Regions from separate parts of the Homo sapiens genome. Here all the other regions are linked to region 3. A link is a contact called in ENCODE Hi-C or POLR2A ChIA-PET data. All regions are on one chromosome and are shown on one strand. Each heading gives the region's core, a stretch centred on a gene start or an enhancer-like site at or near the end of the contact. The rest is flanking DNA. Distances are from core to core; before and after follow the strand shown. Region 1 overlaps ACO2 (aconitase 2). Region 2 overlaps ACO2 (aconitase 2). Region 3 holds the start of ZC3H7B (zinc finger CCCH-type containing 7B). Region 4 overlaps ACO2 (aconitase 2).

Evidence for each region. Hi-C counts contacts between places; a loop is a spot of excess contacts on that map. ChIA-PET counts read pairs that join two places held with the same protein, here RNA polymerase II (POLR2A). Pooled maps may share reads with other maps.
Region 1: a loop to region 3 is called in a pooled map, with 2.5 times the contacts of the local background. The contact joins the enhancer-like site here to the promoter of ZC3H7B in region 3. A Hi-C loop is called at or near these places in 2 of 50 pooled maps. POLR2A ChIA-PET finds 5 or more read pairs at or near these places in 5 of 52 experiments (Caco-2, GM12878, WTC11 and 2 more).
Region 2: a loop to region 3 is called in a pooled map, with 2.2 times the contacts of the local background. The contact joins the enhancer-like site here to the promoter of ZC3H7B in region 3. A Hi-C loop is called at or near these places in 3 of 168 maps with a recorded cell type or tissue (ascending aorta, mammary epithelial cell and sigmoid colon) and 6 of 50 pooled maps. POLR2A ChIA-PET finds 5 or more read pairs at or near these places in 2 of 52 experiments (Caco-2 and activated T-cell).
Region 4: a map of prostate gland shows a loop between it and region 3 (2.6-fold over the local background). The contact joins the enhancer-like site here to the promoter of ZC3H7B in region 3. A Hi-C loop is called at or near these places in 5 of 168 maps with a recorded cell type or tissue (ascending aorta, esophagus muscularis mucosa, mammary epithelial cell and 2 more) and 11 of 50 pooled maps. POLR2A ChIA-PET finds 5 or more read pairs at or near these places in 1 of 52 experiments (activated CD4-positive, alpha-beta T cell).

What each region holds. Positions count from the first base shown.
Region 1 is chr22:41,480,013-41,482,965 of GRCh38, forward strand. The region is part of intron 1 of ACO2 (aconitase 2); the gene reads left to right. Among named protein-coding and RNA genes, the nearest start is that of ACO2, 12 kb to the left of the region's middle. Within about 2 kb of position 1,289, at least 15 of the 41 ENCODE cell types and tissues checked have a DNase peak (open chromatin) inside an H3K27ac peak, as active enhancers do; they include GM12878, where a contact is called at or near this core.
Region 2 is chr22:41,498,308-41,501,438 of GRCh38, forward strand. It overlaps ACO2 (aconitase 2), which reads left to right. Exons shown (of 18, transcript NM_001098.3): 2 at 1,419-1,555. Among named protein-coding and RNA genes, the nearest start is that of ACO2, 31 kb to the left of the region's middle. Within about 2 kb of position 1,828, at least 5 of the 41 ENCODE cell types and tissues checked have a DNase peak (open chromatin) inside an H3K27ac peak, as active enhancers do.
Region 3 is chr22:41,300,134-41,303,030 of GRCh38, forward strand. ZC3H7B (zinc finger CCCH-type containing 7B) reads left to right here and starts at 1,392. Exons shown (of 23, transcript NM_017590.6): 1 at 1,392-1,639. It also overlaps a transcript of RANGAP1 not described here. RefSeq lists silencers at 1,079-1,418, 1,699-1,768 and an enhancer at 1,500-2,001.
Region 4 is chr22:41,525,115-41,528,229 of GRCh38, forward strand. ACO2 (aconitase 2) reads left to right here. Exons shown (of 18, transcript NM_001098.3): 14 at 79-234; 15 at 1,148-1,339; 16 at 2,174-2,306; 17 at 2,787-2,908. POLR3H (RNA polymerase III subunit H) reads right to left here. Exons shown (of 6, transcript NM_001018050.4): 6 at 685-3,115. Among named protein-coding and RNA genes, the nearest start is that of POLR3H, 18 kb to the right of the region's middle. RefSeq lists enhancers at 1-20, 31-200 and a silencer at 1,173-1,387. Within about 2 kb of position 1,762, at least 19 of the 41 ENCODE cell types and tissues checked have a DNase peak (open chromatin) inside an H3K27ac peak, as active enhancers do; they include ascending aorta and prostate gland, where a contact is called at or near this core.

The DNA.
Region 1 (2,953 bases), core at 39-2,538, 180 kb after region 3:
TGTTCCTGCCAGTTGCATAGCAACCAAGCTAGCTGACTGCCTGCTGGCAGGAGGGAATTGTTTAGCTTTGATTTCTTAGGAGAGGAGCCAGGCATCGCCTACCAGGAGGGGGAGAAAATTGTTAGAAGCCCTGCAATGGAGGTGTGGGAAGATGCTTCTCCTTAGGAGGGTGTGGACTGATGTGCATTCCTGTGTTGCCCACTTAGACAGAGTCCACCTGAGACTTCTCTGCCAGGAAGGGCTAGGCAGTTAGTTGCTAAGAGATGTGAGCCCGAAGTCATCCTTCTGTGAAATGGGCTGCCGTGTAATGTATGAGTTCCCCACTGCTGGAGACAGCTTGGCTAGGTTGGGTGAGTGTGTTAGGCATTCAAATACAGAAGGAGTGGATAGATGAGGCCTTTTCAGTTCCATTTCAATTCCAAGATGTGCTGTCCTGGTGCTTGGGACCTGCTCTGGGGCTCTGGTCTTTGGTGGCTGGGGAGGGAGAAGTAGGCGGCATAGTGGAAAAACATCTGCCCGTAATCCTCTCCCCAGTACACAGGCAGGCCACGTTTTAGTAGCAGCATCTCATTCTCCCAGGCGAACTGAGTAATAGCAGCTTACGTTTATTGAATGCCTGCCAGAAGCCCAGCTACCAAGCTCTATGCCTTTCGTATATATTTTTTGTAATAGAATGCAGTATATTCATAAAAGCTCTCTTCTCCCCGTCCCAGTCCCCAGGGCAATTTTGTGTTTATCATTCTAGACTTTTCCTCTGTATTTACAAGTCTTTCTAATCCTCACAAAATCTCTGCCATTTTTGTTGTTGTTGTTGTTCTTCCGAGATGGAGTCTTGCTCTGTCACCCAGGCTGCAGTACAGTGGCTCGATCTTGGCTCACAGCAGCCTCAAACTCCTGGGCTCAAGCAATTCTCCCACCTCAGTCTCCTGAGTAGCTCAGACTATAGACACAGGCTAATTTTTGTATTTTTTTGTAGAGATGGGGGTCTCGCTTTGTTGCCTAAGCTGGTCTTGAACTCTGGGCTCAGGAGTGGTGGTGATCCACCTGTCTCGGCTTCCTAAAGTGCTGGGATTACAGGCATGAGCCATTACCCTCGGCCAAAATCTCTGCTCTTTTACCCCCATGTTACAGAAGAGGAAATTAAGGCTCAGAGAGGTAAAGAATCTTACCTGAGGTCCCACAGCTAGGGAAGCTGAGATTCCAAGCCAGATCCCTCCAGCCCTAGAGTGGATGCCATTTCTGTGACTCGGCACTTGTCTTGGAGTGTTTCCATGATGGCACTCTGACAAGTGCTTGGTGACTTCTCTGTCAGTTGTTAAAGCAACTGTCTCAAGAGACCTGGCCTCTCCCGGACCCTGGCCTGTTTGGGTGGCTCGGCACCCTCAGCTCTGTAGCTTGCTCTGTATGCTGGGGCTCACTGGTACATGGCTCCCCAACAAGCAGTGCTGTATGCACCATGCTGGACAAGGTGGGCAGAAGCCTGCCCGAGAATAGGTCAGTCCGTTTCGATTGTAGTATTCTCTGAATACAACTGGTCCCAAGGGAAGACCTCCGACCTCCGTCCTTTGGGAAGAGAGGGCAGCATGTCTGACTTTGGCCGAGTGGGGTTGTGGGGAGTTCTGAGTGGGTGTACATGTGATGTGCCGTGGGGTGGGCCCTTTTCCCATCTGCCACAGCTCTGAACCCGTGCTGTTGCTCATCACGGCTTCTGCCAGAGGCACTTAACTTGAGTTTGAAAGCACAATCCAGAAGGCCGGTGGTCGTGTCACGGCTCTGCCTTCATCTGTTTCATCAGTAAGTCTTTCTTGAACTTCTTCTATGTGTTGGACATTGTCCTAGGTTCTGAATATATTGTGACCAGAATAGACCATTTTTTGTCCCCATGGAGCTTATATTTTAGTGGACTTTACTTTCCCATCTGGTCCAAGTCTCTGTCTTCTCATGTAAACAAGGGACAGAATGACCTGTAGTAATCCCACTTGGCACAATTGTTAGGGTAAGAGAGCTGTTGTCATCTCGCCAGCAGCATCCTTTCTTCCCTTGTCTTGCCTAGCCGTGTGGTGCCTGGCTCCCCGGTGGGGGTCTGCTGTGGGGATGCCCCTTCCCTCAGCGTTTGCCCACTGTTCTGTGTTGGTAGATGCAGGATCAGCAGAGCCTCCCTTACTCCCTGGAAGCCCTGGAGATTTGTGGCTCATCCAGCTAGACTCAGCAAAGGCACTTAGGGTCAGCAGTTGGGACCAACAACCCCCTGGAGGACTCAGCCCACCTGGCCGCTGGGCCTGAAGCAGAGGTTGGGAGACACTGTCGGTAGCACAGGGAGAAAGTCTCGGCCTCTGCAAGTTCCCAGCTGTTTGACCTTAGGCAGGCCCCTTCCTGTCTCTGAGCCTCTGCAGCTTCAGGCAGTTAGGGAGGCTGAGCTATGCACAGCAAGGTTCACAAGAGTCACACAGAGATGTGTGGGAGGTGATAGTTACTCCAAAACAGATCTGTGGGCATCTGGCTACTGGTCACCCTGATGGGAGACTCCCACTTAGGTGTAAAATTAGGAAGTTGTTTTGTGGCTGAGGAAGTGCTATAACGATGCTTAGGATGGAGAAGACATAATTGTGGTTTTCAGTGATTTGAAGGGCTGGTTGTGGAAGACTGACTAGCCTCATTTGATCTGGTTCCAAAGGATAGGACTAGGAAGTTAGGCCTGTCATGTGCCAGGCACTGGTCTAGGTTCTCTCCTTTCATCCTCACTGCAGCCTGTGAAGCATTATCCCCATTTACAGATGGGAAAAATTGATGTTTAGAGGGATTAAATAAAACCACAGAAGGTTATACAGCTTGTAAGGGGCAGAGCTGGGATTTGAGCCCAGATCTCCAAAGCTGGAATGATGTAATGGGGGCACATTTTCATTTGATTTAAGAAGCATTAGTTTAAAATCTTAGAACTGACCAGTAGTAGAAT
Region 2 (3,131 bases), core at 578-3,077, 200 kb after region 3:
TCTCTTAAAAAAAAAAAATTAACTAATACAGATCCCACCATAACAATCATTTATTTATTGCTGTGTAACAAATTGCCCCCAAACTTAAAGGCTTAAAACAACAACAAGCATTTATCTCATATTTTTGTGGGCCAGGAATTTGGGAGTGGCTTGGCTGGGTGGTTCTGGCTTGGGGCCTCTCCAGAAGTTGCAGTGAAGATGTCAGCCGGGGCTAGCCATCTGACGGGTTGAACCGGGGCTGGAGCATTCGCTTGCAAGATGGCTCACTCACACCTGGCAAGGTGGTGCTGGTTATTGGCAAGAGGCCCCTGTTCCTGTCTAGGTGGGCCTCTCCCAGGATTGCTTAACAATATGGGGACTGTCTTCCCCCAGAGCAATCCAAGAGAGAGAGCAAGCCAGGCAGAAGCTGTTCTTCTTATGACCTAGTCTCAAAGTCCAATAGCATCCCTTGTCACATTCTATAAAGTAGAAGTAAGTCCGCCACACATTCAAAGGGAGGGTAATGGCTGGGCACGGTGGCTCATGCCTGTAATCCCAGCACTTTGGGAGGCCGAGGCAGATGGATCACTTGAGGTCAGGAGTTTGAGACCAGCCTGGCCAACGTGGTGAAACCCCGTCTCTACTAAAAATACAAAAATTAGACAGGCATGGTGGTGCGTGCCTGTAATCCCAGCTACTGGGAAGCTGAGGCAGGAGAAATTGAAGCTTGAACCCAGGAGGCGGCGGTATCAGTGAGCCGAGATCCCACCACTGCACTCCCACCTGGGCGGCAAGACTCCGTCTCAAAAAAAAAAAAAAAAGGAAGGGAATTAGGCACCACCTTTTGAAGGGATGAGGAAACATCCAAAGCTCACGCACAGGGTTTTCCTCATTCATTCTTCCCTCTGACCCATGGATATTTGTTGAATCTCCAGTATGTGCCAGGTAGTCCAGACATAGAGATGAGTAAGATAAATAAGGCTTGATCTCAACCCTCAAGAAGCTTATAGTGCAGGTAGACTAATAGCTATGGTTTGGATAGTGTTTTACAGCTTAATGAGCACTTTCACTTATGGTCTTATTTAACCTTCCCAGTACCCCGTGTGATCACCAGAGCTGGTTATATCCCTATTTTCTATCTCCTCTGGGTTTTAGTCAATGAGGGCTTTTCTTACATTGATACACCTTACATGATAGAACTTGACTTTGATCCCAGCGATTTTTGTCTATAAATCCCTTGCACTTTTTTCCTACCCCAGGCTGTGTTCCTTGTGGCTGCTTTGTCATCCCTGTCCTGCAGATGAGGAAGCTGAGGCTGCAGTTACTGAACAGCTCTTGACACTTTAATTCCTGGATTTTTTTCACCATACTGAGCTGCCCTCGGGGATGGACTCTCCTAAGTGCTCCATTGACAGTGGCTGTCATGTTTCTTCTTGCAGAAAGCTCTGGGTGTGCGGCAGTACCATGTGGCCTCAGTCCTGTGCCAACGGGCCAAGGTGGCGATGAGCCACTTTGAGCCCAACGAGTACATCCATTATGACCTGCTAGAGAAGAACATTAACATTGTTCGCAAACGGTAAGGCTGCAGATGGGAGGCTGTGACTGTCAAGGGCATTGCGTCTGCTGCCTGCCCGTCAGGCAGAGAAGGAGGTGTTTTGTGAAGGATGCTTGGTGATAGTGGCAGGGTCAAGGTATTCAAGGTACAAAGGTTTCTGCTGAGGAAAGGCATTCCAGATCAGTGGTGTAACTTCTGTCCTCTCTGCCAAGGGAGAATCTGTGTTATCAAGAAGCCTCTAGATGTGAACCACAGCCAGGTCTCTGAGACACTTTGGCACTATAACCTGAACCTCCCAACCTTTTCAGGGCAGGCTGCTGACCCTCGGCCTGCCCTCTGGAAGCCACCAGGCCCAGTGCCTGGAGAATCATCTTCTATTTCCTCTTCAGTGCACAGGCACAGAGGAGAGCTCAGGTCTGAGACCCAGAAGATAAACTAAGATGGGACCTTTTTAATTTAATTTTATTTTATTTTATTTTATTTTATTTATATATATTTGAGGCAGAGTATATATATATTTATATATATAAAATAAAAATATATATAAATATATATATATTTGAGGCATAGTCTCGCCCTGTTGCCCAGACTGGATTGCAGTGGTGCAATCTTGGCTCACTGCAACCTCTGTCTCCCCAGTTGGAACGATTCTTGTGCCTCAGCTTCCTGAGTAGCTGCAATTACAGGCACCTGCCACCACACCCGGCTGATTTTTGTAGTTTTAGTAGAGATGGGGTTTTGCCATGTTGCCCAGGCTGGTCTCGAATTCCTGAGCTCAAGCAATCAGCTTGCCTCGGCTTCCCAAAGTCCTGGGATTATAGACGTAAGCCACTGCGCCTGGCCTATTTTATTTTATGATTTTATGTTATGTTATTTTATTTTTTGAGACAGTCTCACTCTGGTCCAGGCTGGAGTACAGTGGTGCAGTCTCGGCTCACTGCAACCTCCGCCCCCCAGGTTCCAGCAATTCTCATGCCTCAGCCTCCCGAGTAGCTGGGACTACAGGGACGCACCACGATGCCTGGCTAATTTTTTGTATTTTTGTGGAGATGGGGTTTCATCATGTTGGCCAGGCTGGCCTCAAACTCCTGACCTCAGGTGATCCACCTGCCTCAGCTTCCCAAAGTGCTGGGATTACAAGTGTGAGCCACTGTGCCCAGCTGGGACTATTTTTTTTTTTGAGACAGGGTCTCACTCTCTTGCCCACACTGGAGTGTAGTGGCACGATCACAGCTCACTGCAACCTCAATCTCTTGGGTTTGAGTGATCCTCCCACCTCAGCCTCCTGAGTACCTGGGACCACAGGCGTGAGCCACCATGCTCACCTACTTTTTTTATTTTTTGTAGAGATGGGGTATCGCCACATTGCCACTGATCTCGAACTCCTGGGCTCAAAACTGTTCTCCCACCGTGGTCTCCCAAAGTGCTGGGATTACAGGCGCGAGCCATGGTGCCTGGCCTAAGGTGGGATCTTGAGCATGTCTTTTTTCTGGACCTCATTTTCCTCACTTGGTAAAATGGCAGTCAGCTCTGCCCTGCTGTCCTGTGTGCCAGGTCCTGGGTTAGATGCTGCCACCAAAAGGATGAATAAGGTACC
Region 3 (2,897 bases), core at 142-2,641:
AAACAATTGAACAAGTTGGTACCAACTTGAAGAGATAAGAGGCTGGTGTCCTGCTGAATCCCCCTTGAATGATGGACAGTCCTCTTCAAGAATATGTGTTCATTATTTCACCAGCAACCTGGGGTGGTGGAATCACCAGACCATTTGCCATCTAGTTCACTTGAGGCAAAATGCAGCAATCCAACTGGCCTCAGCATCCTCATCGATGAAATGAGAGTGATAATAACCATGGTGGTAAATGTGATAAGTTGTCAAGGGTGTTTCATTGTAAATTGCCTAGGGGGTATTGGGAACTCACACACACACACACACACACACACACACACACACACACACACACACACACATATATTTCTGGAGACAGTTTTGCTCTTGTTGCCCAGGCTGGAGTGCAATGGCATGATCTTGGCTCACTGCAACCTCCACCTCTGGGGTTCAAGTGATTCTCCTGCCTCAGCCTCCTGAGTAGCTGGGATTACAGGCACCCACCACCACGCCTGGCTAATTTTTGTATTTTTGTAGAGATGGGGTTTCACCACGTTGGCTAGTCTGGTCTTGAACTCCTGACCTCAGGTGATCCACCCGTCTTGGCCTCCCAAAGTGCTGAGATTACAGGCGTGAGCCACTGCACCCAGCCCTGATTGTCAATATCTAATCAGGTTCCTCATTTTCCACCATTCCCCAGGTGATGTCTGATCACCTTGCCCTGCCTTCAGCAAGAATCTTGTTAGATGGGTTTAAGCGAGAATCCTCTCATCTCTGATGCAGTTTCCTATGCACTGGCGCTCAATCAGTGGATCCTTTCTCCTTCCTCATAAATTCCCAGTTGCCCATGCTGATTTCTGAATTGAGCCCAAATACTCTCCCTGACCGCAAAACCCACTGCAGTGGTCCCTACACCCATCATGATGCCAATAAAGTCGGCCTTGTAGTCTTTAACAAGTGTCATTCAATATTTTTTTTAACATCCTATACATAAAACTCCAGCCAAGTGAGGTCCTGATTCTTCTATGTGTCTCCGGTTCCCATCTATGAGAAGGGCACAACGCAACCAGGGTTTTGGGCAGCCTTCCATGAAAGCACCTGGAAGCCGGAGAAGGGGGGCGGGGGGACTTTTGACACAGATGGGGAAGGGCGGAGGCGCTGGGTTTGAGCAGCATCAGCCCAGAAATGCAGAACTGCCAAAAGAAACCCCCCTAAAAGGCAGGACACTTTTAAAGAAAATAAAGGTGAATTCCAGGCATGAGCTTTCGACGGGGAATGGGGCTTCCCCGACTCGCCCCCACGCCCCCCGCCCTTCTCCCCAGGTGCGCAGCCCGCGCCGCCCACCCCGGGCGCGGCGAGGCGACGGGAGCCGAGCTCTCTAGGACCCGAGGAGGAAGAGCTGCAGGGAGACAGTGCCTCCAGCGGGTGCTGCCGCGAGCGGCCAGCCGAGGGGCTGGAAATGAAAGTAAAGCGCTCCAGAGCCACATGGACGGAGCTGCCGGGGCGGCGGCGCCGGGAGCAGGATGCGGCCGCCCGTAATTAAATAGCATTTACTCTTATTATTACTAATAATAATAACGTAATCATACCTCTAGTCATAGCATACCATTTATCGGGCTCGGCGCAGGCCCGCGGGGAGCGCAGCCCGGCGGAGGTGAGTGCTTGGCGCGGCCCGAGCCCCGCGGGGCAGAGGCCGGGGACACTGCGTCCGGAGCCGCCCGCGCGCGAGGGTTCGGGGACGCCCGGGCCGGGCAGGGCTGGGGAAGAGGCGAAGAGAGCCCTTTCCAGGCCGGGGCCGCGCGCCGGGCCACCTGGAAAGTGGGATTTTGCAAAAAATAAATCGTCTCTAAAACCCCATTTGCTCCTTTTTGGGGATCCCGGTCCCCGTGCCCTGCCCCAAAGTTTAAAAGTTACCGTGTGGCCGGGGGCACCTGGCGCTGGGGAGACTTGGCCGCCCCTGCAGCCCCCAGGAGGTGTCTTGAAATTTTCGTGGGGCCTCTCTCTTCGGCGTCCGGAGCTTCTGGGGTGTCCAGATGCTTTGCCGACCCCGCGCAGGGGGTCTCGGGGGCTGGCAGGGGCGTCGCTGGCAGGGCCCCCCTTCCTTTTGTGTTGTCCTTGGCCCCGCAGCACCCGGAGTTGGAGGGGCCGCGGCGAGGGCCGGGGAGCGGGGCCGCCCGACGGGCCGCCCCTTTCGGCTGCGGCGGCCACGCGAGCCCGGGGATCCGGGGCCTGCAGCCGGGCCCGCGGGAAGGGGGCGGCAGGAAAGGGGGGCGCGGTCTGGGCCTGCTGGGCAGGGGGGCGTTTCCGGTCGCAGGATCAGTCTCTGGACTTCGAGGCCTGTGGGAGGCCCGCGGCCGTCCAGGGAGTGCTAGGGGGCTGCGGACCCCGGCTCTGGCGCCTGGGGACGGGGGCGCCCTGACGGGGCTGGGGGCCTGGGAGCCGCCGACTCCGGCCTCATACCCCCATCCTGCCCGCTGCGAACCTCAGGGCCCCCCTCCGGGTTTGCTCCCTCCTCCTTTCCCCTCCTTTCTCCTCAACTCTGTCTGTTTTAGGCGTTTATAAGGCGCCTGGTTGGGGGGACTTTCACAGACAAAGCCGTCTTCCCAGGGGGGAAAATAATCATATAAAAACAGCTCACTCTGATAGAACCTGATGGCTGTATTGCCAACAGGGCATTGACGGGGAAGACTAGGGGGCTAGGGCCCTGCGTGGGGAGTCTGGGGGCTCTAAAAGGGGGCTGGGCCTGAGTGGGGAGCTGGTGATCAGCGGTTTTATTTCTCGGGTTGCTAGCTTTGGCATCAGACTTTGAACCCCAACTTCTTGCCATATTCCTCAGCATCTGCAGTTCAGCCTGATGAAAATAGCAGAATGCAGATCCTTGAATTTTCACACAAATGAGATAATTATAGTAC
Region 4 (3,115 bases), core at 512-3,011, 230 kb after region 3:
GGAAACTTGCCTTCTGAGAGTCTGTCCTTGTGGGAACTGAGGACTCAGCACCCCACGCATCCCCATTCCCTGCTGCAGGAGTTTGACCCAGGGCAGGACACCTACCAGCACCCACCCAAGGACAGCAGCGGGCAGCATGTGGACGTGAGCCCCACCAGCCAGCGCCTGCAGCTCCTGGAGCCTTTTGACAAGTGGGATGGCAAGGACCTGGAGGACCTGCAGATCCTCATCAAGGTCAGCAGCATGGGGACGGCAGGACAGCCCCACCCTGCCAGGGCCCCCCGTCCCCTGAGCATCGGGAAGGGCCATGAACCTGGAGGAAGTGAGCACAGTCAAGACGCAGGTGGGAGATGGAAGGGAGGTTTGGCTGCAGAGCAGAGAGGGTATCGCAACGCAGTCCAGCGTCCCCCTTCTCTGTGGCCCCGAACTGGGCAGAGCTAGATCTGGCCAGCCTCCGTCTGGGGCCCTCAGCCATCCAGCAGCAGCTGATCAGAGCCACCTCCAGTGGGTGTGGGCAGGTGAGTACAGCTCAGGCTGGGCTGGGACAGTGTGTGTGATTGCACAGCAGGCTCCACACCTGGCACGTCCACACAGGCTCTGGAAGCCATGGACAACTCCTGCCCCCACAGTTGGGCACCCGTGGATATGGGATGGCTTGTGTTTGGCACCGACCAAAAACAAGCCTTTTTGGTGTGGCCAGAGGCCTCCAATCTGTGTCAGATATTTATTTATGCTGCTTATTAAGGGGTCTCCAGGCACCCCTGTGACAGAAGAGACTAATCAGTCATCAGCCAGGACCCAGGCATGTCCTGGGCTCCTGTGTCCAGCATGAGGTCTGTGGCTGATCTTGCAGCTGAGGCCTGAAGGGTGAGCGAACATTGACCTGTCCCAACTTTGGGCGGCCTCTGCCCCATAAGGGAGACTGAGCAGCCAGAGGCCTTTGAGGGGATGAAGGCCTGGCCTGAGCCCATGTGGCCTTAGGGTGGAAGCACCAGGACCACAGAACACGTGTCTGAAGACTTGCCTGCCTCTCACCCCTCTGTCACCCCTCCTGGGCCCCGGGGCCTGCTGCCTGCCTCTGGAGGGCTTGTCATCCACCCCTCCAGGGCCATGCCCTGACCTCTGTCCTCTCTACTTACCACCCAAGGTCAAAGGGAAGTGTACCACTGACCACATCTCAGCTGCTGGCCCCTGGCTCAAGTTCCGTGGGCACTTGGATAACATCTCCAACAACCTGCTCATTGGTGCCATCAACATTGAAAACGGCAAGGCCAACTCCGTGCGCAATGCCGTCACTCAGGAGTTTGGCCCCGTCCCTGACACTGCCCGCTACTACAAGGTGGGTCAGAGTTGATAGGGGCAATGCCAGTGGTCACTCCTGAAGGGGCCTGCAAGGCAGGTGCAGGGAGGACATTAGGGGAGTGGAAACTGGGAAGGAGGCCGACCAAGCCCAAAGGGGACTGCTGTGGAAGGGAGGAGAGGCCTGCAGCCCCTCCCTGTGGCTGAGAAGGCATGAGGCCCAGGTCCGGTGGTACAGCCGGGTCCCTGCACCAGGAGGAGTTAGTGAGAGATATCTTAGGATATCTGGCCCTAGACAAAGACAAGGAAGGGGGCCGACTCAGGAAGTCAGAGGCCAAAAGCTCAGAGAGGGGGCTACACGGGGCCTCACAGTGAGCAGGCAGAGAGGGTCTGAGGTGATTGGACTTTTTCTGCTTTGAGAAACAAACAGAACCAGGGCTGAACCCAAGTCCTGGCCCAGCCGGGTGAAAGGACTCTGGCACCCCCTGGTGGCTGGGTGGGGCAGAGGGTGCTCCCAGGAAGGGGGCGCCTTGAGCTTCACAGATGCATCTTGTGTGGGGCCCGGAGGCCGTCCCTGTCTCACCCAACCTCCCTCCACACACACCTGCCTCTGCCAAGCACCAATGGGTGGCTTCTGTCTTCTTTGCCACTGCAAACAACCACGTGCCTCTGTCCCCTCGGGGCCTCGTTTGGGTCTCATTCACGCAGGCTTCACTTGCCCTTAGGCAGCAGGCGAGGAAGGGCCCCTCCAGCCCCTTTACCGGGAGCCTCAGGATGCCCAGGCGCCAGGTGGGTGAGGCCAGGCAGGTAGGGCCAGACAGGTGAGGACGGTGCCCTCCTCTGCCTTATAACCTTACCCCCGCTTGCCTGACAGAAACATGGCATCAGGTGGGTGGTGATCGGAGACGAGAACTACGGCGAGGGCTCGAGCCGGGAGCATGCAGCTCTGGAGCCTCGCCACCTTGGGGGCCGGGCCATCATCACCAAGAGCTTTGCCAGGATCCACGGTGAGCTGGAGTCTGTACCCAGGCCATCCTCATCCCATCCCTAGTGATCAAGGTCACTCTCCCTGCCCGTGGCTGAGTTGGGCCTGGTTCTAGGCTGTGTCCACTGCAGCCCACAGGCCCGTCAGCCTCTTGCCCCTTCTTAGGCTCACACAGTGCACATCCGACGCTCAGCTTCCCGGCTTCCCGCAGGCCCTGCTTCCAGGCTTGTAGATCTGAGCCGCTGAGATCTAGGACATGTGCCAGGGGGTTCTTTCTGATCATGAATGTGCAGCAGGAAGGCCTCGCAGACCTCAGCACCAGCGCACACTTGCTAGGGGCACCCCTAGTGAAAGGGAGCAGACCAGGGCCCCATAGTCACTGCCCGGGCATTGTCCCAGGCAGCAGGATTAGGGGCATCTCCCAGAGCCCCAGATGGGTTCAGAAAATGAAGCTCTCCAGGCTAGTCAGGCCCCCGATGACCGAATGCCGCCTGCTTTCCAGAGACCAACCTGAAGAAACAGGGCCTGCTGCCTCTGACCTTCGCTGACCCGGCTGACTACAACAAGATTCACCCTGTGGACAAGCTGACCATTCAGGGCCTGAAGGACTTCACCCCTGGCAAGGTTAGGGGCCCGGGTCCCCCTGAGGTGGTGGGGTGAGGGGCAGCCACCTTGTTTCCCCTCCTGCACTGGCCCCAGGGTAGCTTCTCCCAGGAGGCTTCATTCCAGCTGGAAAGGCCCCCAGTTCTCCAGGTGGCCCCACAGAGAAAGCAAAGTGGCTTCTCAGAGTTGGGGGTTGGAGTCAACCCGGGGCCCTCACACCTCCCCAAC